Linked DNA regions of Homo sapiens: regions 2, 3 and 4 are each linked to region 1. A link is a loop called in an ENCODE intact Hi-C map of the cell type or tissue named here. Cell type or tissue: A673. All regions are shown on one strand. Region 1 has its middle 6.1 kb from the start of LRFN5. Region 2 has its middle 310 kb from the start of LRFN5-DT. Region 3 overlaps LOC105370465 (a long non-coding RNA gene). Region 4 has its middle 560 kb from the start of FBXO33.

Region 1 (8,000 bases):
CTAGTTCACTGCCTCACATAAGGGTCTATTTCAAAATTAGTAAATTTTTTATTTTTTACATTATGAGCATTTTCACATTTTAGAAAAAGTTGATTTAAAACTGCATCTCACCATTTACCAAATTGAAAAATAAAACCTTAGTGTATTATAAAGATCCATCATATGTGCCTGGGGGTATGTGCATGTTTTTCACATTACTACTTGTCTTTTTAATAAATCATTCATTTACCCTCATCTTATTAAAAGTATAAAATAAACTTCTCTGTGGAATGTAAGACAATGTTTTTGAAAATAGAGTGTTTAGTTTTGAAAAAAGCTTTTCTACATAACATACAGAGAATTGTTTATGTATTACTGAATAACTATTAACTTAGAGTTTACCTTTATTCTTTGCTTTCTCCGTTTTGTTCCGTTCTAGATACGTTGAACTTTTTAATGTGAAAGAAAACTGGAGAGTGAAAATATATCTTAGTGAATGAAGTCTATATCAGGAGGTACCTAATCCTAAAGCATACTGTTATGAAAATGAATGCATGAATAAATGTAATGCTAATATTTTTACACTTTTGGCTACATTATTTAGTATTAAAAAATAGTATTGAAAATATTCAACCAGAAAATGTAGCAAATCCTCAAATTTGTAAAATTATAAAAGGTAACGGTAATCAATGTTGGACGCACAAGTTTGAAAACAATATAGAAACTACTACAATGCCATATAATTTTTCACAATGATTTCTCATGCAATTTTTTATTTCCTAAATTCTGTTGATAATAAAACTATTATAAAATATATAATAAGTTCCCATAATCGGTGTCATGTTAATTTTTCAACAATATATTTTTTGGTTTTAAAATGTTCTAATGTTACTGATTGGACTCCGGTAAAGACTCCAAGATGGCGACCGGCAACCATCTTGGCTACCCTGACTCAGCATTCCCGGATTCGCCGGTTCCCGCCATCCCAGCGGCCATCTTGGCTACCCTGACTTGGCATTTTCGCCTGTTCCCGCCATTTATTCCCGCCATCCCGACAGCCACCTCGGATACCCTGACTCAGCATTTCCGGGTTCACCTGTCTTCTTCCCGCAGCCCCAGTGAACGCGCATGCCCACTAAAGCACGTCACTAAGGCAAGTCACTCACCCATATAAGCGCGCTGCACTTTTGGCACAGCGCGACTTCCCTGGCCCACTCCCTGCGGGCCAGTGAACCTCGCCCGAGAGCTCAATAAAGGAGATTTTTGTCCTCTTTGTCTCGCCTCTCGGCCCTACCTGTTCGCGGTACCCCTCCATTGCATTTCAGTTACAATATTACAAAACGTTAAAACATGCCAAACTAAACACAAAATAAAACAATAATTTATGTTTTTGCATATCCAAGCAGAAATTAAATATAGTTATAGCTTAAATTAATAATTTATTAAATTAATAGTTTAATGTTGACAATAGACAAATTTAAAGTGGAAAAATACTGCAAAACCATATAATGCAGTTTAAAAACTATTAAACTAATCACATTTTCTACGAATATAAATGTTCATGATTATTTTAACAAATGGATGGTAAATAATTTAAAATCTATATTTAATGTTTCTATATTTATTTTCATATTACCCTACTTTTATTTTCAACATATTTCTTAATATTTGTAACAATTAGTGTTAACATTTTTCCCTCTAATGAGTTTTAAATACCTCAATAATGTGTAAGTACCTCAGTAAGATTCTATGTGTGTGTATGTAAATAGGAGGTGGTTCCAGAGGTCTCAAAAAAGAACAAACTTGGGCTTGATGTATACAGATATATATATATTTAGAGAGAGAGAGAGAAACTAGTCTGAAAGCCAAAGACCAGTTGTATAAAATCCATGGAAACTTCTTTGATTACTTTATTATAAAACTAGCCCTTTTAAAGGGGAGCTAATTTAAGGTACAAAACTTCTAAAAAGCATTTTGAGAACAAATCGCGTCTGAGGAGAATAAGTTGGATATGAAAATTTTGCTTAAATTTCATGTTTGAATTAATATATAATTTGGTATATGTATTATATATAATAGATAATATATATTATATATATATTTAATATGAGGGAAAATAAAAACATCAGTAGAATATTTTAGGCATCTTCTCAAGGATTTTATCTCAGGAAGCTTTTATGAGCAGATTTTCTTGATTAAAAAGTAGTTTATTTTGAGAAACTGGGTTATCTGTACTATACTTTAATGTGAAATTAATCATTCATTACATGATTTGAGATAGACTGACAGGGAATAGAAATGTTATCTATGGAGTACCTACCTCTACTGGGTAGTTTATATACAGGCAGTCATTAAAGCCTGTCAACCCTAAATATAAATATTCTAATTTCTATTTGATATGCATTATAACCTGAGGATTCAGGTGAGTTAAATGATTTACACAAGTAACACAGTGAATCTCAGAACCATGATTCAAACCCAGGTTTGTTTTATTCCAAAACTTTGTTTAGTAATACCCTGGGCTGTATCTGGTACTGCAGTAAAAGACTTCATACAGATGTTTCACAAACTACCTCCCAAGGCAGTTAGAATGAATGTGGGAAAAATAAACCAAAAACTAAGTGCAACAGAGAAGCTATTATTGGAGTTAATAGGAGGTGGTTCCAGAGGTCTCACAAAAGAACACACTTGGGCTTTATAACAAATTGTAGTTGGTGAAATAAAAACAAGATCATAATTTAACAACTAATTTGTTGGTCTATTAACCTCTACTAGATGGTAAGCTCTATTGTGGGGGACAGAGGCCATGAAAATTATGGTTAGTCTTCTTTCTCTAGTGCCTGGTGCAGGGCACTGGCTATGACAAGGCTTTCATGCACGTCCCTGTGAAGAGACCACCAAACAGGCTTTGTGTGAGCAATAAAAGCTTTTAATCACCTGGGTGCAGGCGGGCTGAGTCCGAAAAGAGAGTCAGCGAAGGGAGATAGGGGTGGGGCCGTTTTATAAGATTTGGGTAGGTAAAGGAAAATTACAGTCAAAGGGGTTTGTTCTCTGGCAGGCAGGAGTGGGGGGGTCGCAAGGTGCTCAGTGGGGGTGCTTTTTGAGCCAGGATGAGCCAGGAAAAGGACTTTCACAAGGTAATGTCATCACTTAAGGCAAGGACCGGCCATTTTCACGTCTTTTGTGGTGGAATATCATCAGTTAAGGCAAGGACAGGCCATTTACACTTCTTTTGTGGTGGAATGTCATCAGTTAAGGTGGGGCAGGGCATATTCACTTTTTTGTGATTCTTCAGTTACTTTAGGCCATCTGGGCGTATCCGTGCAAGTCACAGGGGATGCGATGGCTTGGCTTGGGCTCAGAGGCCTGACAAAGGCATTCAAAGAATTTACATGGAATGAACAAAACTGCAAGCAGAGAAATAAAGGACACTGTGTGGAGAAAGAAGTTTGATGCTAACCAGTCACAGAAAGGATTCCCTTTCATTACAGAAGTCACAGCCACTAAGAGCTGAGATACAAATCCAAAAGAACTTTAACACCAAGCTAGCCAAAAGATTGCATTCAGTTACAGGACCAGGAATATACTATGGAAGCAAAAGATGAGTTAAAAAAGAACAGTAACTCAGTCTTCTCTCTAAACGGCTGTGATTTAAAGGGGAAAAGAAAAAGAACCAGTGAAGAGATTAAAAGGCAAATTACCTAATCATGTTTTAGAAATTTTTTAAAAAATGACTGTTCCAAAAGAAATTATCTGATTTCATGTAAATAAAACTTATCACACATCATTTATTTTAATAAAAAGGATCTTTAATAAAATAAATTAAAATTAATTCTTCCTTCTAAATCTATGGGGGCTTGTAAGAAAGTCCAACCATGTGGTTACAACCACATGAGAGTGTCTCATTACTGCCGACTTGTGGCCACCTGCCTGAAATTCAAGGACAGAGTTTCAAGATGAATAATTAAGAAGCTGAATCTGCCTCAAACTTGAAGACAGATTCAGTTTTCTAATTTGGCGCTGGAAGCCATTATCCATAGCAAAGCAATACAGGAACAGGAAACCAAATACCACATGTTCTCACTTATAAGTGGGAGTTAAATGATAAGAACACATGGACACAGAGGGAAACAACATACACTGGAGCCTTTGGGAGGGTGGAAGGTGGGAGGAGGGAGAGGATCAGGAAAAATAACTAATGGATACTGGGCTTAATGCTTGGGTTGTGAAATAATCTGTACAATGAACCCCCATGACACAAGTTTACCTGTGTAACAAACCTGCACATATACTCGTGAACGTAAAATAAAAGTTAAAAGCTGGGCGCGGTGGCGCACACCTGTAATCCCAGCACTTTGGGAGACCAAGGCGGGTGGATCACCTGAGTTCAGGAATTCGAGATCAGCCTGGCCAACATGGTGAAACCCAGTCTCTACTAAAAATATAAAAAGTTAGCTGGGCGTGGTCGTAGACGCCTGTAATCCCAGCTACTCGGGAGGCTGAGGCAGGAGAATCGCTTGACTCTGGGAGGTGGAGGTTGCAGTGAGCCGAGATCGTGCCACTGCACTCCAGCCTGGGTGACGGAGTGAAAGCTCCATCTCAAAAAATAATTAATAAATAAATAATAAAAGAAAAAATAGAAGTTAAAAAAATAAAACCTGTAAAACTAAAGCTAAGAAGCCAAATCTTTGTTATGTAATTGTACAGCAGATGCACTTGATAGCAATAACTCAAGCATACCCTGAGAAGGTCCCTATGGTGTAAGAAGAAGGTTTGTTTGGAGTTCTGACCTAAGAAATTCAGGAGTGGCCAACCTGGAGATTCACTCCTTAAGGATGGAGGACTTCTGAACCCCTCACCCATACCTTGGAACTCAGGCCATAAAGGGGACTGAGGACGTTTGTTTTGGGTAAAACGGAGGTTGCTAGCTAGAGATTCCTAAATGAAAATGCTACATATCCTGTATGCTTTTTATAAACAGTAGCAGTTTTCCTGTCCAGCCCACCACTCCTGGCCTGAACTATATATAATTCCTCAATAAATGCTGTGTCTGATTCATTGGCTCAGGGTCTCTCCTTCTGCCTCTCAGACACGATGTCAGATATCATCCCTATTGGAGTTAATAGGGGTCCGGCACGACAATAGTTCTTAATCAGGCTTTTAACATAAGTATGTTGAAGAAATGAATTCCATAGACATTCAAACAGCTTATTACTTCTACCTAATATGATTTGGTGCGCCTACCTGAACTCCTAAATCAAGTCATAACAACAATTACTCTGATGTTTTATTTTTAAGATAATTGCTTTACGACTAGATTCATTTTAGAGAACAGTTTCACTATCTAGTGGAAATCTTTTTGAAATGCCATCTATACACACACATAAATTAAAAAAATATTTCTTTCAAAGGCTAAAGCTAGGTGTGAATAATTGTTCAATAGCATTATCAAAGATACAAAAAAGGAAAATATAAAATATAGTACCATGCTTATTCAATTTGGTATTCAAGGCTAAGAATGATTGAGGTGCCCCTGCTTCCCATATGTATTAACACAATTTGCCAGAAAGTCTACTTTTTATAAATTAAGTTGGCTTCATATTCCTGATGTAGGCTGCTAGTCATTCATACTTTAGCTTAAATTAGTCTGATATAATTTATTTTTTATTAAAAGCTCAATTAGATTTATCTACTATGACTCAATGGAGTTTTGATGAGAAGTAGAAATTGTAATAGCTTAGAATTCTTCTTTGGGTCAGATAGCCCTCGAGAGCATGATGCATTTTGGGGCCCTTGGATAACTAAATGGGAGCACCAGACAAATATGGGGAGTTAACATCAAGGTATCAGCAAATAAGCAAGAAAAAAATATGAATGGAGATGAAAGATAAAATTTACTTCTAACTTTCAGTATTAAGAAATGTCCTTTCTCTACAGCAATGCTTATCTCTGAAGTAATTCCTTTCCTCTGAGCTCTCTCAAGTCTCTGCTGAGGACATAATCTCTGAAACACATTGTATTTGTGTTTCAAAAAATTAGGTTCAAAAACCATTTTTCTTAGTAAAATAAATGTCTACTTCTGTCCAGTAATTTATTGGGTTCCCAGGGCTAGTTCCAGTTTTCATCAAGTAGACCTTGATCTTTTAGTTCACTATTATGATCTATAAAGGTTAAAATCTACAACAGAGATACAGAAAGAAAGGAAAGGAAATGTGTTTTATATAAATCAAGTTTAAAAAATCAAGAAACAAGAAAAAATATTTCTGTAACTCAAAAGAAGATTAAATACTAAATACATTTGGTTCTTTTTGTTCCAATGAGAAATCTGTTTACCTATGTATGCCAGAAATATGCTGGGGTCTTCAACTCTGTATTGAAGTCAGTTGAAATATATATTTTGGTGAGATCTAGTTGCTAAAATACACTGTGTTCTAGGAGTTCAAGGTCAGTTGCAACATTGGAAACATGCTCCTAATATAAGCACATTTCGTTTTATATTTCAAAACTATGTAGATTAAAAAAATGTCAATGTTTGGATTTCATTTCTTCTGTTTAACTCAGATTTGTTTTGAATGATATCCCTTCATTTCAGAAACTTGTATTTCCTTGTTTCTTCATACCAATTTCCAGTCTTGAACTGTCAGATAACTTATATTACATTATATTAGTAAAAATAATCAAAGTAGAAATAACTCAATAGTGATTTCTCACCCAGGAAATTTGAAGGTAAGGTATTTCCAATTTACAATAAGCTTCTTCAGTTACATATAAAACAAATTTATGAATTAAAGTGATAACTTACCACATACTTTAATCCATGTAAATAAAATGCATAAGATGTGCAAACTAATTGTTAACGCCATTAAAAAAAACTAGATCATAACTTTTTTACTACCTTAAAGAGAAACTCAAATATTAAATAACAATATAAACAGAAACTCAGGTAATCTTTTGATATTCATCACTTTAACTGAAAAACATTCATATCTCCATTAATTACCTGAAATTAGCAAAATACTCTTTCTTTCCCCAAATCTTGGATTATTCTGGGAAGATAGGCAGACCAACACTTATCACCATTGGTCCTCAGAAAAATGAACTGGGAGAACAAGAAAATTGACATTATTTTAAAAGTGCTTTGACATAGGCAGTAAATCAGGGGACACATTAACGAAGTAAGGCAGATATACTATAGAGGTAAAGAGTTAAATCTAAATTATTTATGAAAAAAATTACTTCTTTTTAAATGTTAATGTTTAAAAGAACCCTATTCTAGAAGGAACTTGTTTGAACTTTTAAAAGTATGCCAACCTTAGAGTGGCTAATAACAATAGTTTTATGAGCAAACTAGAAATTGTTCTTGCAAACATACTAGTTTTTGACCTGCTAGGGAATAAAATTTAAAGAAAAAAAAAAAACTTTGCTAGCTCTGACATCCACTGGGAAATAATATGCTGGTCTCTCTCCCGAGGTCTTGCCGTTTTCTAGCAACAATCATGAAACAAAATAGAACCTTTCTTCTTCCTCTCTCTTTGCAAATTCTAATCAGCTTGTGTAGGAGGGAAAAGAGCAAATGCTGAACCGGGAGGGTGAAAGTTATCTGGTTTTAGCAGAGATTATTGAGATAAAATGAGGAAAGTAGAGGAAAGCACTTTCAAATATAATGCATGATACGCAGGAAGGCTACAGGAAACGGAAAGAAGTGTTTTCCTGGGCCTGGTAGGGCTTGAAACATGAAAGAACAATGAAAAGTTAAGCATTAAGCATTATTACTCCCAGCATTAAGGAAACGTGATTTCATCTTTCTCAAGCTGAAAACACACACACACACACACACACACACACACACACACAGTTTCTGAAACACACACACACACAAATTCCAGTATATATTTGAACTTTGTTTTGTCCCAACCCTTGACTTCTTACAGCTAGGTCAGTGTGTCCCCTCCCTACCTCAGTCTGGACACCATAAAAAAGAAAACAAGTTATTCAGCCCAGCGATGCAAGGTCTTCGGGTT
Region 2 (8,000 bases), 320 kb before region 1:
AGAACTTAAACAGATTGACAAGATAAAAACAAACAACCCCATTAAAAAGTGAGCAAAGGACATGAACAGACACTTCTCAAAAGGAGACTTGCATGCATCCGACAATCATGAAAAAAAAAAAGCTCAACATCACTTATCATTAGAGAAATGCAAATCAAAACTACAGTGAAATATCAAATATCATCTCACACCAGTCCAAATGAGTATTATTGAAAAGTCAAAAAATGACGTGCTGGTGAGGTTGTGGAGAAAAAGTAAAGCTTATATACTGTTGGTGGGAGTGTAAATTACTTCAACCATTGCGGAAGACAGTGTGGCAATTCCTCAGAGACCTAAAGACAGAAATACCATTTGACCCAGCAATCCCGTTACTGGGTATATACCCAAAGGAATATAAATATTTGTATTATAAAGACTTATGCATGCATATGTTCATTGTAGCAGTATTTACAATAACAAAGATATGGAATCAATGTAAATGGCCAATGTAAATGGTACACTGGATAAAGAAAATGGGGCACATATACAACATGAAATACTATGCAGCCATAAGAAAGAATGAGGTCATATACTTTGCAAGGACGTGGATGGAGGTGGAGACCATTATCCTTAGCAAACTAATGCAGAAACAGAAAACCAAATACTGCATGTTCTCACTTATAAGTGGGAGTTAAATGTTTAGAACACATGGCTATATAGAGGGCAACAACACACACTGGGACCTATTGGATTGTTGAGGGAGATGATCAGGAAAAATAACTAATGTGTACTAGGCTTAATACTTGGGTGATGAAGTAATCTGTACAACAAACCCACATGATACATGTTTAATTGTGTAACAAACCTGTACATCCTGCACATGTACTTAAAATGAAAGTTAAAAAAAGAAGAAAAAAAATCACTTGATGAATTTTCTATCTTACCACTAAGCCACTAATATGCATGCCTAATTCAGATTCAATACATTTTATTATTAACCATAAAAAATAAAAATAGAAATAATCACTATGCTAAACTATGTGCCCAAATTTTTCCAGAAAGCAATTTATTTGTAATGACTATAAATATACATGTTCTATGCTCAAGGATGCCTTATTTTAAATAAAAAAGTACTTCTTTCTATGTTTTTCAGTTAAAAATAATCAGAAAGACCTATATGAGTTTGAATTATTCCAAATTTGGTTGGAATAAACAACTTGCAAAAGCTTCTGTAAATGTGTAGTCACAAGAGAGCCATCTGGCTCCATGTAATTATACCCATCTTTTATCCAATTCTGAATTTTAAATGTAAAAGCAGGCCCAGGAATATCATACAGATTTGTGATATACACTTGGGGATTGCTGATCCATAAACGAATTAACAGGTTTTATTCATATGGGTGTGTTCCATCTTCATTTATATTTCAAATCAGAAGAGAGTACAGATTCAGAGATTACTGAATGAATTGCTGCTAGTACGAATTTATTTCTGCTGAAGTATTTCAGAGTGACATAAAATAGAAATTAAGACACACATGGGTGTAAGACAAAAAGTAGAATCTGCCTCACTTTTTTTTTTCATGTAAGTACTTTGAATCAAGTTGATAGATGCCTCATGAATAGAAAATAAATTTGTGGCTATTTATTGTAAAAGATCACTGACTTCTGCAGGCCTGCTGCAAAGGATTGAATTTGTTACTGGCATATTATGACCAAATTTGCGTTAGTTTATATTTTTCCTAGATTATCTTTCTTCCTTTTTTAGAATAGTACTTTTCTGGAATAAAGCATTTTTTTTTAAAGTTATGTGATACATGGGCAGAATGTGCAGTTTTGTTGTACAGATATACACGTGCCATGGTGGTTTGCTGCACACATCAACCCATCACCTGCATTAGGTATTTCTCCTAATGCTATCCCTCTCCTAGTCCCCCACCCGCTGACAGGCCCCAGTGTGTGATGTTCCCCTCCCTGTGTCCATGTATTCTCATTGTTCAACTCCCACTTATGAGTAAAAACATGTGGTGTTTGGTTTTCTGTTCTTGTGACAGTTTGCTGAGAATGATCCATGCTTCATCCATGTCCCTGCAAAAGATATGATCTCATCCTTTTTTATGGCTGCATAGTATTCTATAATGTATATGTGCCACATTTTCTTTATCCAGCCTATCATTAATGGACGTTTGGATTGGTTCCAAGTCTTTGCTATTGTGAATAGTGCCGCAATAAACATACATGTGCATGTGCCTTTATAGTAGAATGATTTATAATCCTTTGGGTATATACCCAGTAATGGGATTGCTGGATCAAATGGTATTTCTAGTTCTAGATCCTTGAGGAATCGCCACACTGTCTTCCACAATGGTTGAACTAGTTTACACTCCTACCAACAGTGTAAAATCATTCCTATGTCTTCACGTCCTCTCCAGCATCTGTTGTTTCCTGACTTTTTAATGATCACTATTCTAACTGGCATCGGATGGTGTCTCATTGTGGTTTTGATTTGCACTTCTCTAACAAACAGTGATGATGAGCATTTTTTCATATGTTTGTTGGCTGCATAAATGTCTTCTTTTGAGAAGTGTGTATTCATATACTTTGCCCATTTTTTGATGGTGTTGTTTGTTTGTTGGTTTTCTTGTAAATGTGTTTAAGTTCTTTGTAGATTCTGGATATTAGCCCTTTGTCAGATAGATCGATTGCAAAAATTTTCTCCCATTCTGTAGTTTTCCTGTTCACTCTGATGATAGTTTCTTCTGCTGTGCAGTAGCTCTTTCGTTTAATTAGGTCCCATTTGTCATTTTGGCTTTTGTTGCCATTGCTTTTGGTGTTTTAGAAGTCTTTGCCCATGCGTATGTCCTGAATGGTATTGCTCAGGTTTTCTTCTAGGATTTTTATGGTTTTAGGTCTTACATTTAAGTCTTTAATCCATCTCGAGTTGATTTTTGTATAAGATGTAAGGAAGTGGTCCAGTTTCAGTTTTCTGCATATGGCTGGCCAGTTTTTCCAACACCATTTATTAAATAGGGAATCTTTTCCCCATGAATAGAAACTTTTAACAAAATTTTAACCCTAACACAATAGCATTACAACCATATACACTTTATTGTACAGATTACATATTCTATCTTTATATGGATGACATTGTCAATTGCTCTCTCTCCTGCCTCTACTTGTTACTTCAAATATTTTGTCCTCATAGGTTCTATTTTACAGTATGAATTCTAGTTTGATGCCTTATTCATGTGTTATTAATTGTATAGCCAGTTCATATTATAGTAATTATAGCAATTAATTGTATAGCCAGATCTGAGTGTTAAGGCACTCAGTGTATGAGTAACTTGACCAAATAAAAGTATTTCCAGGATTGTATTATCTTCATTTATTTTCTTAGTAGTTCCATAGTTAAAATTTATACTAATCCATTTACCATAGACATATCCTAAATGGATAATTTAAAATATATACAAAGCTATGTGAATGGATACATTCGTGTATGATATCACCTGTTTATATAAGTATATATTATATTAATAAATTAAAACTAACTTACACGTCCAATAATTCCTGAAGCTTTGAGTAGCAAAGACCCATTCAAATTACGATGACATTTTATATATATATATAGGCATTTAAAAGATTCTTGGTAAAAAGCACATGAAATATATGCATGGAATGTCCTAATTCTTCTGTATGTTTTAACAAATTCAGATGTGTGTTATTTTGTGTCCATGAACACATGTATACACACATATATATGCAGAACACAATATGTGGAAAATGGGAAACAAAGCAAAAGTATTTTCAAACAGCAAATTACAAAAAATGAAATACACAACTCAAATACTTTAAAATTTTAATATGAATTAACAATTAGCTTAAAAAGGTCAAAAAAATTTTTTCCCAAATAATTAATTTTGTTCTTTTTAAAAAGTGAAAGCAAGTTTAATAGAGAAGTAAGGAAACAAAAGAATGACTACCACATAGACAAAGCAGCCCAAATAATTTTCAACAATAAAACATTGCTCTTCAAAGCAGTAGTGGAATTTTATTATTATGCCAAAATAGTATGGAGTGAGAGGCATGCATAGATGAAGACAGAAAGAGAAGAAGGAAGGTGAGGAAAAATGGGGGAGAGAGAAAAGTAGAAGTAGAAACAGAGTGGCAGAGAAATAAAAAATCATTACTAGGAAAAAAGAAAATACGTGATCTATTTTCCCTCCCAGAAAACACATTATGAGAAAAGCAGTTGAGCGTATTGATGTGGGTTCTTACCTAGCAACTTTATGGAGCCTAATACATACTTTTTATTTCTTTGCAAAACTTTTCTTTATAATTGACATGTAAAATTTACTTGTTTATGGGGTACAGTGTGATGTTCCAATGCATGTATACATTATTGTATAATGATCAAATTAGGGTAGTTAGCATGTCCATCACCACAAACCTTTATCATTTGCTTGTGGTGGTAACTTTCAAGATCCTCTTCTCTAGCCATCTTGAAACATACAATACATTGTTATTAGCTATAGTCACCCTACTATGTAATAGTATATAAAGTGTGTAATAGAATACCAGAACTTGGAGTCTGTATTATCCTAAGGAAACTGTAGGAGGCAGCAAAGTCCTTTTTGTAGCTGGGACGCATAAGAAAATTCATTAGAGAGTCCATTGAGTGGTACTTCTGAGATTTCCCAATGCAGAACATCCCATTTGTTTCCAGCTTCAGTCCATTCAAAATAAGAAAGGAAGATTACTAACCTTTATGCTGAGAGTCATTCTGCAGAACCCATCCAGTTTCTTCATGGGCCTGGCTGATGAATTTTAAGGACATAGAAGACGAATCTCAATCTCTACGTCCTTTAGCTTATTCATGGTGACAGTAATCTCTGCCATCCACCCACAGGAAGAAATATTAGTTTTAGCTTACTATTTTGGCTAAGGGAGGAGGCAAGCAGTGTCAGAGGTGGTGGCTATCATGGAATAATCAACTTTAGTGACCAAAAATACTAACATTATGGTCAGAGGTCTGACCAGATGCAATCGGAGGAAACATAGATGCCCCTATGGATGGAGTGCCAACAGGCAGTCTCCAGATGGGAAGAATGTACATCAAATTGTAAGAAGATCACATAGCATAGGAGATACTGGTTTGGCCATCATAGAAGACATGTACAGTCTGCTACAGTAAATTTAAAAACAAAAAACAAAAAACTGAAGAGACCAGGCAAGCACTCTGTAGAGATTTTGCTTTATTTTTTCTAAGAGTAGTAAATACCATTCACATTTTTAAGACAAAATTTGGAAGAAAGAGGCCAAATTTGAGGAGTCAAGAGAATTCAGCATTATCATTTCAAAGGGTGCTACAAGAGATTGTCATGGTGAGGGTTGATGGTAGCTTTGGTCTAGGGGAATAATGGTAGAAATGAAACCCATTGGATTAGACATATATTTAGGAAATAAAACAAAATTTACAAACAGGTTGGATACAGTAGGTACAGGGGACTTAGATATTGTTGATAACCCCTAAGTTTCTGGCAGTACAGAAAAATGAGTGGTGCTGTTGTTTAGATGAGGAGTATGTTTAGATGAGAATTCCTAAGTTTTATTTGCAGATTTATAAGTATGAGGTGTCTTGTAACACTCCACCAGAGGACTAGGTATATTATATTAGTAGAAAGGATAAGACTAGAGATTTAAATAGTTTAAGCAGCTGGGAGTATTTGAAACTTTGGTAAGATTATATCTCTTAGGGAGAGATTACAAAATGAAAAGAGGAGGTCTTCTAGGGTAGAACCTTGACTTTTTTATATTATGTAGTTATCTGTAGATTACTACAAATCTACAAAGAGGCTGATAATGAGAGTGTAAACAGGCAGAAAGGGTTTGTTTATTTTTCCACAGAAGCCTCCTGACTCATATTAATGTTAATATTATATTAACTATAATGTAACTACTTAAATGAACCAATACAATTTAGGAAACTTTCTCTGTAATACAAGTATTTTGCAATAGGTAAATGTATGCTCGTAGGTAGTATATTAGGAAGGTAATCTTAAAAATATGTTTTAATTCAAAAGTATGAACTATGAAGTTTGGACTGTTTTTTCACAAATTTAACTATGATGATAACTTTTCTGAAAGGCACTGAGATTTTTTGTTTATTGGGACAAAATTATGTTCTTGTTTAATATTATAATAAGACATTATTAAAGGTGTAGGTTTGCTCAATTGCCTAAATTTTATTTTAGACTTTTGCCTGACTGTACGTCATTGTTTCATCAACTACAATTACTGAGATCTCTTTATAACCAGGCAATCAACATCAAATGAAGAGTAAATGCAATTTTTAAATTACTATGACTAGTTCTACAGCCTCATGGATAGTTTAAATGCATATTTTAAATTACTCCTTAATGAAATATGAATTATTATTATTAATTTAAAGCTAGGCTAGATGAATAAATGTTTAAAAGATAGAGACATGTAAAGGAGAAATATATACTTGAGAGATGAGAGAGAAACACACATACACACACTGGGGGCAAAGGAAGAGAAACAGAGAAAATACTAGAAATGGATTCACATTTTTGTTAATTTAGTGCCGAGATATTTTGTGTGATTATCAATAGGAAAATGAAATAGTTGAGATCTTAAATTATTGTCAGCATATTTTGGAGCTTGTAAGAATGGATAATGCTTATTAATTCTAATATGTTTGTGAATGGTGTTATGGAAAGGAAACAAAACTGGGAGTCAGTAGGCTTATTTTCTGCTCCTGATTGAGTTATTGACTGTATTTATTGCCAGTAATTGTTTTATGAATATCAGATCCATAGAACAACCACCTAAAAAGAGCTTACCAATCATTTCAGGATTTAAATTTTGTCTAACTTACTTTTTTCCATCATTATCTTATATTCTAAGCTAGAGTTATTGTGAAATTTTGATTGCTTGAACATTTGTAACGTATTGCAAGATTTTATGCTTTCCTGATAAACACTGTGCTTTATGAGAGTAAGGAGTTTCTTTATGCTGATTAACATTCTTTAGCCAGAACCTAACAAACTTATCACATAAATGGCACTGCACAGTTATAAAAGATTTGATGAGTATTTATGACTTTTTACATTCTCACATCTGGAACTTTCAAAAATCCTGCGATGATTTTCTTGTACCATCTTCCTTTCCTCTGGCCACTTCCCTCCCTTTTTCATCTGCTAAATTAATGTGTATTCTTTTTTCACAATTAGTTTTTATTTATGTATAATAATATATTTCTGGAACTTTAACATTAACATGTTCAACTTTGTTGTGATGTTGCCAAGTTGTTCACACCTTACTACTTTAATTTTTCCTTATATATAAATTTCCAATTCTTTCTCTCTCGAATTATTATTTGGAGTGACTCTTCTCCCTACGCTTTTGTCAAAAATCTGGCTCCCGAATGATTAGTAACATAACTTACTGATAAGATCAAGCCGAATGAACATTATCTCACAAAACTTTGGCAGTGTCTCAGAAAATAAAAGGTAAAGTCAGATGTATTAAAAATTGTAAATTTGATTACTAGAAGGCCTTTCAATAAAAGGTCTTGATTAGATTGGAGGAAGCAGCAATGTGAGGCTTTTGCGGCAGATACAAGTGTGTAAGATTCAGTGTCTTTTTTTATTCTCTGAGCCTTGGCTTTGTGTATTTTGTAATTTTCAGGATTTAGGGTTGCAAGAGTTGAGTATCAGATAAAACTAGTTTAGAGAAAATAATATTTTTTACTATTATAACTAAAACTCCAGGGCCAGAGATGGTTTAAAGTACAACTGATTCCATCTTTCCATAATACTGCCCAGATCGAACCTCTTTGTTATTATTTTTCTCACCGCTTTCTTCTGTGTTGCCTGCTATTCTGGACAGATCTCTTAGTATTAATAACTATGGCAGATCCAGCTTAGTATTCTTTCTGTTTCTGGCACAAAGAAAAAGTGAACGTTCCTTTCATTTTGAGGTCAAAACCATCTAAAAAG
Region 3 (8,000 bases), 1.2 Mb before region 1:
ATGTTTGGAGTTCAGAATGGTCATAGGAATTTTAAAAGCTCTCCAGGGAATTCTGATGTGCAGCCAAGGTTGAGCCTAGATTCAGAACTTCTCCTGTATTTGGCTATATTAATGCTGATTGCAGCATCTCCATGCTGTCTTGTTTTCTAAATGGATAGATTCCAAGGTAAACAAACTGTGAAACAGTAATATGTATTTGAGTTTGGACAATGGGGCACACCGTATTGTTATAGCAAATGCAGTCATTGCAACACCACTGTAGCAGTGGTGGACATGTAGGTACCTATGTCTGCTCCAAACCAAAAAACACCTCTAGAAATTTAGAGATATTCCTTTATATATATACTGTGACCCAGTGTTATAAACAGAATTGTGTCCCTTCCATATTTATGTCTTGAAGTGCTAGCCCTTCAATGTGACTATATTTGGAGACAGAGCCTAAATATGTAAGTAAGGTTAAATGAGGTAATTAAGATGAAGTTAAGGTTAAATAAAGGTGGGTCCCTAATGCATTTGGGCTGGTGTCTTTATAAGAAGAGGAAGAAGGATCAGGAATGTGCATGCACAGAGAAAAGGCCATGTGAGAACACAGCAAGAAGACTGCCTTATGCAAGCCAAGGAGTAAGACCCTACAGATACCAAGACTGCTGGCACCTTGATCTTGAACTTCTAAGAAAATCAATTTCTGTTGTTTATGCCACCCAGTCTGTGATAGTCTGTTATTGCAAACTGATAGAACTAATACACCCAGAAATTTCACTTCTCAGGGTATAATCAATAGATATGATGTACATATTCAAGAAGTGTTCAAAAATATTCATGGTAGCTGTAGTCTTGTAGACCCTACTGGACACATCCCAAATGTCTAACCTTAAGTGTACAATTCAATGGGTTTGATACACAGACACAAAATCCATACTTTTTCACAATATAGATCATTTGCACCACACCTGAAAGTTCCTAAATGCACCTTCCTACTTAATGCTTTACACGCAGACTACGTCAATTAAAATTTTTTCACAATAGATTGGTTTTGCTTGTTTTAGATCATAATATAAATAAAGTCATAAAAGCATGGAGACTAGGACTACATACTTTTTATTGCCTGAAATAAGGCTTTTAGTATCTCAATAATGCTTTTACTAAAAAAATTCAATATTTTGACAAAACAGTCTATAAATATTTAGATCCATAAATGTAACTGCACAGAAATAAAATTTATACTTTTTTCTATAGTTACTTGTTTTCATACTTTGGGGCACATCTCCTTACCTTGATAGTGTAGGTATTTATCACGTGTTATCCTATGAATCTCAGTCACAACTCCACTATTCACTTTGAATTAAAATAATGCATCATTCTAACTTTAATCAGTGATTTACAGCAGGAAATATAAAGCATTTGTAGTTGATGATTTATTCCATTTAATAATATTCACTCTGCGCAGGTATGGTTGATGCTTCCTGTGTTTCTAAGTGTTCATTTGGGACAAATTTGGATGTCCATACTATCTAAACTCAGTGCATTTAAAGGTATATCTGGAAGGCATTAAGAAGTCAGTGGATTTGCTATAAAAGAATGCAGTCCTTACAAAATCAGAAGAAAAGTGGTGCACTCTTAAAGTACCCTTTTTCCCAGCACTGTTACTTTTTACAAGGCGTACTTCTAGTGCTTTAAAGTACTTACCTTTAAGTTTTGACCAGTATTCAGTTAAATAAGTAGTCATAACAATAAATAGTACATAAAAATACAAATTTAGGATGCCAGCTACTCTCTCACTATATTCTAAAATCCATGATCTATTATTTTTGCATTATTTTTAACTGAAGAAAAATAATAATTCTTACATGGTTTAATTATCATAGCCATACAAATAAATATTTTTACAGTAAATATTTGGTTTCTGTGTATACTCTGGAAATACAAATTTATACTTTTCCCTGGGTCTTGGAAATAATTTGCAAGTCTAGATATGTATTTAACACATAATAACTATCACTATGTTTATATACAAATGTTACAGGGTGTTAACTCAACTTTACAATCAGTGATGAGACATTCTTGATGATCTTGTAATTATTCAGATTATTGTCCAGCAAATATTTACTTCCTGTGCTCCCACTTAGGCAAAATGCACCTCCTCACCCCATTGATATGATAGACGATGTGACTTTCTTTGGCCTGTGGAATGTTGGCAAGTATGATTAAGTAGAAGCTCTGAATGTGTTTGTAATATATTCACATGGCTCTTGTGCTCCAGTCATCCTCCATGAGAAGAGAATGACATCAGTGGCTGTTACCTTTTAGTCTCTGTCTCAGAAAAAACACACGTGGAGCAGACTTAAACTCAGCCCACAGCTTGAATTCAAGTCCAAACAAACTGCATCTTGATGCAGAGCTGTGTGGTTAATCCCAGCCTTGATAAGCTGAACTGTGGTCAACCTGCAGATTCATGAATGTCAGTTTTCCAGGGTAGTGGTTGTGCAGCATTTATAATAACACCATCTTATACCTAGTTAATAATCGGTTATCAAGTGGCAGATACAGAGGCAAACTAGGACGTGATCCTTTCCTCTCAAATGCTTAGAATCTACTTGGTTGAAAAGCTAAGTGAAAATTACAGAAAACTCTGAGGAGGAAAACAAGAATTAGTTGGATCAGGATAGAGATAGCGGGTGTCCTTGGAAAACTATATAGGTGGGCTATTCTAGTTATGTATGCTAGGTAAGTAAACACCCTAAAACTCAATGGGCCAAACTACAATTTGTTGTTGTTATTTATGAGGGTTAAACTAGCCTACCTGAACAGTTCTCCACCGGGTATCTTATGGGAGTAACTGGATGTCAGCCGGAGCTATCATTTGAAGGCTTCGCCTAGCTGGATATCCAAAAAGTCTATTACATAATACTTGATGCTGACTGTTATGGGACTTCAGGTGGGCTCTCTGCTGCAGCACCTACACATTGTCTCTTTATGTGGCTTGGGCATCTCACAGCATGGTGGCTGAGTTCGGAGAGGGAGTGTCTCAAGGGCAAACATTTCAAGAGACCCAGGCTTTTTATGACCTAATCCCAGAAGTCTCAAAATGTCACTATTACCATGTTCTTGTCATCAAACAAATTACTAAAATCAGCCCAGATTGAAAGAGAGGGAACTTAGGCTGCAGTTGTTCATGTGAGAAGCAGCAAGTACCAACAGAACTAAAGAAATTGAAAGTGGCCATTTTCTAAATTTATTTACTACAGCGGCTTTATTTGATTAAATTTGGATAAACAGCTTTGTCTAGAGAGTGCCCATATTATTTTTCATCCATACTAGGACATGTTCGAGAGTAGAATAGACAATAAATATGAATACGTATCCTTAGCAAAACTGGGGTGTATTTTAGTGTGTTGATAACTCAGCTACTGCGTATTCTTATTCGTGCTTTATTCTGCCTGTGATGCTTAGGCTCTGCCATTAGGGGGCACTTGAGGGATGCCCAAAGGCAGGTGGAGTGAGAACAGACTTGCCCCTTTCTATTCCCATTGTTTTAGCAGTCTCATTAGAGGCAGTTGGTTCCAGTTTTCAGGTTTGGTTTTTCTATATTTCCGCAACCAGCTTCAATGCACTCTCTGGGATACACTAATATCAACATGTGGCACTTCTTTTTCAGAAATATGAGGCTGAGCTCTGAGAGGTCCCTTCTATAAGCTTCTAGGTTCTAATAATCCCAACGTCTTCCTTTTGTTCTCTGGACCCAAGAGGTATGACCTGCTCTTGTTAGTCCTACAATAGAATTCAACCAATTTCTTACATTAAATTCTCTGTCAGAAAAAAGGATGTAGTTCTGTTCTTCTATTTTCCTAATCTAATTGAAACCATTATCTGATATATTGGTTTTATTTTCCTAGCTTGAATAGGTCATATCAATCTAAAAGTTTTACTAAATAATCAGAACGACATTGGTCTCATGCTGAGCACTAGAGATGTTTTTAAAAAGCAAGAACCAATTTCTAGGGACATTAATATACTTCTTAGAGTGAAGTTGGAATCACTGACATTAATTAAATGGCAAAGCTTGGATTCAAATAAGTTTTATTACTGTTGTAGTATAACTCATTTACTTATTAATAAATATTGAAAGATTTTCCCTAATAACTCTATCAACTTATTTTACGACGTGTATATGCCTGTGGCTTCTTTAATATAGAACAAACTGATTTTCAGTATAAAGCAATCACGTGTTGCTTAATACGTCTGTAAAGGTGGCACTATGCTATTGTATATATCAAATTATTTCTACTTTTCTGTTATTGTATTAACATACAGGAAAGGGTGTTAACATAAAATATATGTATGTGCAACCTATAAGAGATTTGAAATGCATCAGTACAAATCCTGGGAGTAGCAAACAAATACAAAGTTTGCAAATGAATTTTGGGAATGTATATTCCACATAAAAGCTTATTTATAGCTAGTTTCAGCTATTCAACTCACACATGTGATCTAAGCAATGGATGTATTCTTCTGTAAAGCTAATTATTTGTGTTTAAAGAACCATGGAAAATATAGGTGAAAATTCTAATGTTACAATTTTTTAAAAAATTAATAGTCAAATTTAGTAGGTATTCATTGAAAAACACCACTAGAAATGCAGCACCTTTTTCATTCTCTAAAATTTTTAGTAGCACACCTGCTTTACCTAGTGCAAATTCCATGAATTTTAATGGTAGAAATTTTTCCCTCTGAGATTGCATCCTGATAGCTTTTGGGTTTTGTTTTCTCTCTTCTTTTTCAACACAACTAGAAAACATTCTAAGCCAGGTGACTATATGATTCCCTTTGTCAGAGAGGACACTTAGAGTTTGTGCCATTTTTTTCCCTCCCCTTTGATGGAGCCAGAATAGCACTGCAAATACACAACAAAAGTGTTTTGATGCCTCTTTTACAAAAAGTACTATGCATCTTTCATATGAGATCTGCTTATTTAAAAGCATTTTAAATTGATATTGTCAGGGGTCCTACTGTTAAAGTCTACCAGTTAATTATGCTATGGCAGCAGGACCTACCTACATTTTATAACAGATTCATTGACAGGAGGCACAGCAACATAATTTAGAAAAATAGAATCTAATGATTCTGTCTTTTTCAGTCAGCAGGAGGGGGGCTCCATGCAGACGCACAAACCTGTGTCTGCAAAGGTGCAAGTGATTTGTCACTCAACAGTTATAACTCTTTGGGAATATGGGCAGAGATTTGAGGGATTTAAATAATATAGAGGGATAGAAAAAGGTATTATTGACAAACAAAAGAAGACATATGTTTGAAAGGAGAGAAAAATAAAATGTTTCAGAAAGATAGGACTGCATTTGGGAATTGTTGCTAAAAATAATGTGTCTAATTTGAGTATTCTAGTCCTTTTGTTTTTATGGAGATGAATCATTTTGATTTGGACCTTTTTAATGTGGGTTGATTATAAATAAATGCTATGGTTTGAATGTTTCCCCAGAAGGCATGTGTTGAAAACACGTGTTGGTAATCTCCAATGCAACAGTGTTGGAAATCTCCAATGCAACAGTGTTGGAAGGCGGGGCCTAAGAGGAGGTGTTTAGGTCATGAGGGCTACACCCTCAAGAAGAATAAGAGTTTGATATCGCAAGTTCGAGTTTGACCTCTTGCTTGCTCTCACCCTCTCTTGTCCTTCTGCATTCTATCACCTGCCATGGGATGATGCAGCAAGCAGGCCCTTGCAAGATATGAGCCCACTGACCTTAGATGTCTCACCTTCCAAAACTATAAAACACAAATCTCCATTCTTTATAAATTTCTCAGTCTGGTATTCTCTTATAGGCAGCATAAAATGGACCAAAGCAATGAGAGCACATAGGTTGAGATTAAAAATACATATATATTATTTATTATAACTTCAGTAAAATAACATTTAGAAGTGTATTTTCTGATTGATATTTACCATCTATGTTTTACATGATTGATGGGAATCCAGGGACCAGAATACATTTATCATTAAACCCTATTTAAAAATCTGTCTTTATTCTTCAGTAATTCAGAAGGCTTTCGCAAACTTGCGGGTTGGCAAGGTTTTCTAGAATGATTCCTCAGTCAAAGTAGAGGTGAGAAGGACTGCTGATGAAAGTGCAGACTTAGGGTACCAATTTTTCTCTGTCCTTTCATGGAGCCAGAATAGTACTGCAGACACCCAACAAACATGTTTTGATGGCTCTTTCACAGAAAAGTGCTATGCATCTTCATATGAGATTTGCAGCATCATTCCTCTGAGATTTGTAGCATCACCACACAAGAGATACTCGGGATTCGTCTCTGGAAGCCTCTCACCCAAGAAATAGCCCCACCTATGTACTCAAACACCACTAATTGTGGTGATTCTGCAGACAATGGGTTTCCTGGTGGCCATCAGCATTCAGTTTGGCTCACTTTTTTTGTCTGCATCTTATCCATGATTATAATCACAGATTCAAATCTTAAAACTTAAAAAGGATTGAACTCAAGTGTAGCAAACAGGGGGCTACATTGAAACACTGTGAGTTCAGAGGATACCTCTTTGTAGAGCAAGGACTTTACAACAGTCAAAATTTGTTAGTTTTCATGGGTATTTTGTTTGGAATTCCTGTTCAAATAGCTTCAATAGAAGGAACAGCTTTTCTAATTTTTTTCTCAATAACTGGTCGGGCCTCGGGCCATTTAAATTAAACACTTCAATAATACTAAAAAATCCTTTTACTTAGAGAGTTCCACTCAAATAAAGCAACAGGTTTAGCTTAAATTTCTGTTCTTCACTGTGATACTTAGCTTATGGTACTTCAGAAAATACATAACCACATGTGTCCTTCTCCATCTGCTCCTGTCCACCACCCACAAAACATTTTTGCCCCATGTGTTAGTCTTTATTCTTAGCCTGTTGCTTTCCATCATAATCTATTTTCTTAAACTGTACTAGACAGGGATTCTATTGCTCCCTTCTTTGGTCATACTTTTGTATTATTATCAAGACCATGTAGAAATGGCAGTGCTGCAACATGAATTTTTAACTTTGGGGATTTTTCTTACCGTGGTACTACTTTCAAGGGGAGGGCTGTTTGATTTTGTTAGATAATTATTGAATTCCATTTTGTCTGGGAGTTTTCTTATGAATAAATGATGTTGAAAGAACATAAATGAGTTTGACCTGCAATGTTAAAGGAATGTTTAGTAAATATATTACCCCACATACGCTGTAAAAAAATCTCAACATGTCCTTTCAATAATTTGGGTGTTTCACAATGAAAATAAAAAAATTTAGGTTTCAAAAAAATCTGCAGTCTTTGGCCTTTATTATGTCTCTTCTTATTCAAAAAGAAAATATATTTTTTATAATTATGTGAAAGCATTTTTAAATGATTGTGGGAAAATTTACATATGGGACATCTATCCATCTATCTGTATGCTAATAAAAAATGGGCAAATCTGAGGATAACAAAATACATCAAAATAAGGCTTAATGCTATGAGTAAATAAAACATAACAAATGGAATTAAAATCCCCATAGCATACAATTGAGTCTCATTGCTTCAGAGAAAATTCCAACCCTTTGCAAGTATCTACCAGAAATTTTCATGTCGTGCTGAAGTTAATATTCAGGGAATGGTGTCTATATCCTTCTATCTTCAGCCTTATCACCTGCTTTCTGTTCCACTTAACTTTAAGAAAGTGTCTCCAGTAATATAAAGTTTGATATGCTTCTTCTAGAACACAATCAATTTCATTATTCTACATCCTCTGACACATATGAAAATATAATGGAAAGCAAACATAAAGAGAGAAAGACTCCCAGAATTTTAACCAAAATTCCTCAAGTGTAGTTTTGTCTTTGTTTAGGATAAGACTAATGGTATTTAAATGTACATGTCCTTTGGGTATATACCCAGTAATGGGATGGCTGGGTCAAATGGTATTTCTAGTTCTAGATCCCTGAGGAATCTCCACACTGACTTCCACAATGG
Region 4 (8,000 bases), 1.6 Mb before region 1:
GAAACTGATTAGGAGACATTCTGTGAGAAAAACAGTGCTGTTCTGGACTACAGTGGTGGCCATGGAGATGGGGAGCAATAAACAAGATATGATTTTGAAATAGAATTAACAGGAATTACAGATAGACTGATTTGGGAGGTAAGGGAGAGGGAAGAGTAAAGGTTTTTTTTCCTCAGGTTCTTAGCTTACCATTCATTGAGAGAGAAGTAGATGAGAAACATATTTTGAAGTAAAATCAAGAAGTCAATATCAGACTTCTTTTAATAATATTCTCATCTGCAAAGTAATAATATTCTCATCTGTAAGTCTGGCCTCTTGTGAGACATCCAAGTGAATATACCAAATAAGATATTAGATTACAAAGACTAGAACTTGAAGGACAGGTCTAAGCTAGAGATGTAAATTAGGGAGATGGTATCATATGGACCATATGTAAGCCATGGGAAAGGTGAGACCAGCAGATTGGGTGTGTAGAGGGAGAGAATAAGATTTGTGCAAGATCTTGAGGAACTCTGCCATGTAGATATTGGGGATGGGCAGAGGAGCTAGTAAGGAAGATTGAAGAGCAGTGGCCAAAGTGGCAGGAGGAAAAACCGTCTGGCTTTCCCAAAGCTGAGGATGTGGTGTTTCTCAAGGAAAGGAACTGCTAATTCTGTCAAATGTCACTTAAAACAGAATGAGGTCAGAAAGGCGGGTCCATTAATTTGGCAACAAGGAAGCCATGTGTGACCTTAAGAGGAATAATTCCATGTTGTGTAAGGGTCGGAGGCCAGAATGGATTGGGCTGAGGAGTTAACATGAGAAGATGAAATTGAAACACCTGTAGACAACGCTTTGGAAAATGCTAGGAACTTATCCTAATTTCTTCACTCAAGGTAATGACATTCTCATCTGGGGCAATAGGCACAGGTAAGGGATGTTGGTTTAAAGATACTGTTATTTAAGGACCTGTACAAATTGGTTCCAAACTCTAAGTAGTTTCTCTATTCCAGACGTATCTTTTCATGCACTCTCCTAGGATAGGCTGAATGGAGGCATTTAATTTCCTCAGATAGGCTGATTACTAAGCTTCCCAGGGCTGGTTAATAAATAGTACCCCATAAAACCAATATTCTTAAAGTATTTGCTCAATACTATTGGTGGTGGAGTCTGCAACAACAAACATTCTTTTTGTTTATTTCAATTTTCACTCTAGCCAGATATTTTTTTCTTTAGCGGGAATAGGACAAATCTATATGTTATTGAATGACCTGAGTTTCTAGCATCACAGTGATGATTTATTGTGTTATAATTTAGTGTCTTTTGTAGACTGACCCCAGGACAGTTTACTAGCTGGCCTGTCATTTTAGTACAGCTTTCTTTACCTAGTTTCTTCGCTCAAGGTAATAATATTCTCATCTGTAAATTCTCATCTTTCGTGCTCCCTCAAGCCCTTTCCATTTAATTTCTTCCAGGTCTGAGTTTTCTTATCTGACCCAGAATATGTTAATGTCCTTTCCTTTGGACTTGTGATTAACTTTTTGTTTATAACATCTATTTAGCAATTCATTATGTTTGATGTCTGCTTGCAGTTAAATTGTTAATGTGTATCTACCTAAATAAATAAGTACTCATATATACAGTACCTAATAGTGTTTTTGATTGGCTCCTGAGAAATTTGTAGGCTGGTTTACATTTTGGCACTCTCTGTGATGCCTATTTACACATATATATTTCCTCAGGAAGTAAACATAGTATGTACATCAGACATTAAACAGGAAAGGACATTTTATTTCATGCCTTCTTTCCCATTGCCCAATTATACATTAAAAAAATTCAAACTCAATTTACCTATTTTCCTCTCATATCCAAAATGTATTCCAATGATCTCTTAGTAAAAACAAATAACAAAAGTTTAATCTCTTTTTGGAAGTCTGGATTCATGCAGACCTGCTTTAGAACTCCTGTCATTTGCAAGCTTTGCAATTGTTACTTAATCTCTCTGATTTCTGTTTCCTTCTGTCAAGTGGAAACAAAAATTGATTTCTTTGTTATGTTTTAATGAGATAATTGTGAAAAGCACCTAAATAAGTGTGATCATCATGAATTATTAATTACCATAAAATAATAATAAAACTAAGCCAAAAATTATAGTTGCCCAAGTTAAAATTAGGCCCCTCCGGTCTCTCCAGGAACAACTATGTGACTTTGATATAATCTGGGTGATTTATATCAAAGGATCTATTTGACCTATTTTTCAACTTGGTTAGGAATTTTCTCTCATTTACAAACACAGTGCTTTTCACTACGTGTAGAAATTCAATGTTTCTGAATTTCAACTGATCACTTAGCCACCAAATGTGTATAGGTAATCCTGATTTCAGCATCCCTCCCTCCTGCTCTACCCATTTCAAAGATTCTCAATAGGATAGTCAGCAAAAAACCTTGTTTCTATCATGTCCAATTCTAAGTCAGTTCTGTGCTTTGCCTTTCCCTGCTGTACTTTGATCTGACCTAGGCAAAAAAATATGGATTTGTGCTGGATACTTCTCAGAATTCCATTCCTCTCATTTTGCTGTTACCACATTTGGGTCTTAAAGAAATGAATGTGGGAAAGCCTCAGTTCTGTTTTATCATTGCTAATTCTAATTGACTGTTTTCCAAGTCTATATGGCTATTACAGGTTTTACTGAGGGAGTTGATCTAGTAGAGATTACTGTGTAGGAGACACGAAAATAAATATTTAATGAAATGTTGAAATATCATGGTACTCGTGAGCCATGGAAAGAGAATAAAAGGGTTAAATTTATTTCAGATTTCGTGGATGTACCTCAGATTCTTCTGCTTTCAGGACCGTCTCTTCTGCTTTGTTTTTCAAAACTCTGCATGGAGGTCTCCATGCCCCTGTAGCAAATCCCACCCCCTCACATGACTGTCTTGCCATAGGATGCGTTCCTTGCTCCTATGATGGGACATGGACATCTCCCAACAGACTGTGAGGCTGGGCTTTAGCCCTCTAAATCTAGTCCCTTGGAGGATGCTATTTAGTGAGGTATCCATATCCTTCTCCGTTCTTTTTTTGGTGTCCAGTGGATTACTTACACATACACAAATGGCAAAACCAAAATCCATGTTTCAAATACAAACATTTTCTTTACTGTGGTTGTAATCCTGCAGAACTACCCTTTGACAAATAGGGGAAAATGTTTATGTCATTATGCTGAGCACATTTAAAGTTTCTTTGTCTTTCCGACTGTGTTTAGACTTCTCCTCAGTCTTTAAAGTGCATAAAAATCAAGAGTCGTTGCAGCATTGAACACTACAGAACTCCTGGAAGGACAGCATCTCTTGATGATAAAACCTCCACAGTAACTTTGAGTACTTAGGGATTTTTTTCTTTAGTTATATGTCAGGTCACATCTTGGGTTACTGTTAATGAAAGAAGACTATACGAAGAATTATTAATTTTCACCCAAGCAATCTGCAAGAACTGGGAAGGATATTTTAAAGGGAAATAACTTAAAATTTTACCAAATATAGCTTGTAAAGATATTAAGGAAAATGATTAGGACTCATATGAATATGTCCCAATAAGCAAGAAAAAAGTTATTGTGATACAATGCCAGTTATCGCAGGAAATTCAAGAATTCTGTTCTAGATACATAAAGAAAAAAATACATTAATTTCACAGTTAATATATAAAAACCATCATCAACATTTTGGTGACCATTTGGGGCTACCAACCTATTTATAATTTTTCTATTTACTTATCTGAACAAAATTTTGATCAAGTATACACATTGTTTTATAATATAATTATTTAATCCACATATATAACAAATCATGATTTTTATATATTATTACACATTTTTGAGGACTTGATCTTTAATGACTAGTATTCCATAATAAGTATGTGCTATGTTTTAGTCCATCTAATCAATCATCTATTTTTACACAATTAGAAAATTTTCAAAGACAGTTTTACTCCATAAAAGTACATGTTCTCTTTACTTCTAGGAAAAATAGTTGACTTGTCATCCTTTGGGTCACTTCTTGTGAAATAAAAGTATTGTGATCTAAGAGTTTTAAATAATTTTTTTGTTAGTAACAAGGCTCCCAGATGATTAAAAAATCTAAGTTCATAGCTAAATTCATAGATCTATAACAAACATTTGAAAGCAAACTATAGTTCTTAGGAAAATTTATTATTAAGAAAACAACTTTAACTCATGGCAAGTTGTTTCTACTAGTAATTTACCCCTTTGATATACTGAAGGACTTAATATAATCATGAATGATTTTAAGAAAATTGTCATGTATATATGTAGAGAGTGAGGCACCTTTAAATATAAATAGAGTGAGAAAAATGTTGCTTTGATTTCAGGAATAGTAGAACTTCACCTTTAATGTTTCTGTGTGATCCATTTCCTCTTAAGTACCATTTTGGCATTTCCAGCAGATGGCATTGTTACACTAAGAAACCAAACACCACAGCTCAGGCATTCTTTAAGTAAATGTAGATTTTAGAAAGGAAGGGAAGAGGGAAAGGAAATATTTATCGAAATCTATTCATTGCTGGTTCTTTTATATGTATGGTTATATTTAATGCTCACAGTGGCTCTCGTAGGTAGGTGTTAAGAATAAGTAAACTGAGGCTGAAAGAATTTAAGAAACTTAATATTCACGAAGCAAATCAGTGACAGACCCAGGATTGTAATCTAGATCTGGCTGATTCAAAGAGCCTATGTAGCTGCTGTGTTTAAATTAATGGCACTACAGTGAAAATATTTGTTTATAGAAACAATTTCAAATGAATGAACTATGACAGTTTGACTGTACTTCCAAGTGGGTAAACAGAGTTATCATAATTAGATTCAGAAATTTCATTCATTGGTGCATAGCCAAATATTAACTACTGAATTACTGTACATGCATTCTGCAATTCTACTCTTATATATAACACCAAGAAAAATAAAAACATGCCAGTATAAAACCCTGTACACTGATGTTCATAGCAGCATTATTCATAATACTTCAAAGTATAAACTCAAATATCCATCAACTGATGAAAACTAGAATGTAACATATCAATACAGTGGAATATTATTCAGCAATATGAAGAAATAAAATACTGACATTCTGTAGCTTGGATAAACCTTGAAAACATGATGTGAAAGAAGCCAGTAAGAAAACATGTATAATTCCATTGATATTGTAATGCTAAGAAAAGGCAACTCTGTACATCCAGAAAGAAGATCAGTGAATGCCTAGGCTTAGCAAGTAGGAGAAGGGAATGAGAGTAACTATTAGTGGGCGCAGAATTTCTTTTTAGGGTAATGAAGATATTTTAAAGTTAGATTTCATTAATGATTTATAATTCTGTAAATATACTAAAACCCATGGAAGTGTACACTTTAAAAGGGTGAATTTTATGGTATATGGATTATATCTCAATAAAACTGCTTATAAAAATGTATAAAACAAATGCAGTTTTTCTTTTCAAACTGAGATAAAGTGGCCTTACCCTTTGGAGTACATATGAAGAATATATATCTACCTATATTAAGTACCTTCTTTGGGCCAACAACTTTGGTAACACCATCTCATTTAAGACATTATCCTTGTCATTTTATAGATAGGGAAATGTTATGTTAGAGATTACCTAACATAGAATCTCACATCTAGCAAGTGCTAGATCCCAGGTCTCTGTTTTGCGAAGCTTATATGCCTTCCATCCTTCACTTTGTGGTTCAGTGAAAACATGCTTTATTAGAACCAAGTGCTAACTTGTTATACTTCGTGTCTGTTTTTGTGCTAGAAAGGGTAATATGGAGTTACTAACTATCCCAATTGTAGCTTTGATTATTGGCAAAAACAAGTTGAGAAAAATGTTAATTTTCTCTTCTCACAGCACTTCATTAATTGGTGATTTCAAAGCTGGCCAATCTGTGACATTCTTATTTGGTACATTAAATGGAGTTTGGTACTGTGTGGACAAATGCTTCTTATCTGTAAGCTAAAATTTGAATCCAGAATAAGGAAGATGATTATTTGGTGGTGGGGGGTGGATTTTCATTGGTATAAGGATAGGAGATTTTTCTTAAATTTGAGTCAATAATGTAGGTCTTCACTTCCACAATCTTAGTTTTCAAGTATATATGTTAGTTTTGGAGTTAGTGTTGTTATGTTAAAGTTGACTTGTCTTTGAGAAAATTATATATTTATTTGTGTGGAGTTTATTAATCTTTTACAATAATAAAAGCATAGGCTATGGAATTAAGAGGCAAACTATCTTAATACATTGATGATTTTTTTTTTTGTATAGAACATTTTAGGAAAAAAGTACTTATTCTTCCTGGGTCTCATTTTCCAGAAGGAAGCACTGCATTAGCGAGTCCTGAAGATCCTTTCCAGCTCTTTGATTATATGACATTCTGACTAGCACAAAGAGGCACACCTGCAATCCTACTGAGAGTTCCATGGATCATTAATGATTATTCATGGTGAAGGAAGCAGAGGTAATGTAGACTCTGAAAGCTGATACTTCTCATTGTAGAAGTACACTCTTGTGTTACAGTGTTTTTGTACATGAGAAATTCCACCTGCCAGCCCTTGAAGGTCTCTGAGCACAAGGGATTAACTCAGTGCCCTTTAAGTTAAAATACGTCCTGCAAACCCAGCACAGTGTACCTGCAGTGAGGGGACTGTTATGGATGCTCATTTTTATGTCTTTTAGAGCTTATGCTATGCATATCCTGCTTAAGCTTTGTCTCTCTTTTTCCTTAAGTTTTGAAATGCTTTTTATTGTGTAGAAAAGTTAAAATTCTTTAAAACATTAATTAAAAGTAAAAATGATCAAGAGTAAAATGTGACATATATATTTTTCTATTTAAAATACACAATGCATATTTTTTTAAATTCTATGAGCTAGGAGAGTCTAATGTAAGAAGACTCACTGCCAGCATATTCCAGTCTACTTCAGTGCTCTGACTTCAGCCACCTCCCAATAACTAGTTTAGATAACTTTTTGAGCATTTGTACTATGCTGTTTAATATAAGAACGAGCAGTGGTGAATACGTAATTTTCTTTCAACTTTTATTTTACATTCTGGGGTACATGTGCAGGATGTGCAGATTTGTTACACAGGTAAACGTGTGCTATGGTGATTTATTGCACAGATTGTCCCATCACCCAGGTATTAAGCCCAGCATCCATTTTATTCTTCCCTATAGTCTCCCTGCCACCCCACAGGTGGCCAGTGTGTGTTGTTTCCCCCTACGTGTCCATGTGTTCTCATCAATCAGCTCCCACTTATAAGTGAGAACATGTGGTGTTGGTTGTCTGTTCCTGCATTTATTTGCTGAGGATAGCAGCTTCCAGCTCCATCCATGTCCCTGCAAAGGACATAATCTCATTCCTTTTTATGGCCGCATAGTATTTCATGGTGTATATGTACCACATTTTCTTTATCCATTCTATCATTGATGGGCATTTAGGTTGATTCCATGACTTTGCTATTGTAAATAGTACTGCAATAAACATACATGTGCATGCATCTTTTTAAAAGAACGATTTATATTCCTTTGGATATATACTCAGCAATAGGATTGCTCGGTCAAATGGTATTTCTGTCTCCAGGTCTTTGAGGAATTACCACACTGTCTTCCACAACAGTTGAACTAATTTACATTCTCACCAACAGTGTAAAAGCATTCCTTTTTCTCTACGTTCTCACCAGCATCTGTTTCTTGACTTTCTAATAATTGACATTCTGACTGGCATGAGATGGTATCTCATTGTAGTTTCGATTTGCATTTCTCTAATGATCGGTGATGTTGAGCTTTATAAAATATGTTTATTGGCTGCATGTATGTTGTCTTTTGAGAAGTGTCTGTCCATGTCCTTTGCCTACTTTTTAATGGGGTTGTTTGTTTTTTTCTTGTAAGTTTGTTTAAGTTCCATATGGATTCTGCATATTAGACCTTCGTCAGATGGATAGATTGAAAAAATTTTCTCCTAT

What was found. Peaks named below come from ENCODE experiments on the same cell type or tissue, not always from the same donor. Only the 100,000 strongest peaks of a DNase experiment are listed, where the experiment ranks them.
Region 2: it touches region 1 in a loop (8-fold over the local background); 10 of 110 quality-filtered maps call a loop at or near these places.
Region 3: it touches region 1 in a loop (3-fold over the local background); 5 of 110 quality-filtered maps call a loop at or near these places.
Region 4: a loop joins it to region 1, with 18 times the contacts of the local background. A loop is called at or near these places in 5 of 110 quality-filtered maps.

The regions. Positions count from the first base shown.
Region 1 is chr14:41,596,819-41,604,818 of GRCh38, forward strand. No RefSeq gene overlaps it. Among named protein-coding and RNA genes, the nearest start is that of LRFN5, 6.1 kb to the right of the region's middle. RefSeq lists enhancers at 2,164-2,913, 2,914-3,663. In A673, a CTCF peak has its summit at 3,900; DNase peaks (open chromatin) are centred at 3,933 and 7,683; H3K4me3 peaks cover 3,299 bases; H3K27ac peaks cover 3,305 bases.
Region 2 is chr14:41,276,383-41,284,382 of GRCh38, forward strand. No RefSeq gene overlaps it. Among named protein-coding and RNA genes, the nearest start is that of LRFN5-DT, 310 kb to the right of the region's middle. In A673, CTCF peaks have their summits at 4,582 and 4,786; a DNase peak (open chromatin) is centred at 4,599.
Region 3 is chr14:40,414,517-40,422,516 of GRCh38, forward strand. The region is part of intron 1 of LOC105370465 (a long non-coding RNA gene); the gene reads left to right. Among named protein-coding and RNA genes, the nearest start is that of LINC02315, 540 kb to the right of the region's middle. In A673, a CTCF peak has its summit at 3,456 (motif pointing right); a DNase peak (open chromatin) is centred at 3,475.
Region 4 is chr14:39,984,708-39,992,707 of GRCh38, forward strand. No RefSeq gene overlaps it. Among named protein-coding and RNA genes, the nearest start is that of FBXO33, 560 kb to the left of the region's middle. In A673, a CTCF peak has its summit at 4,420 (motif pointing right); a DNase peak (open chromatin) is centred at 4,464.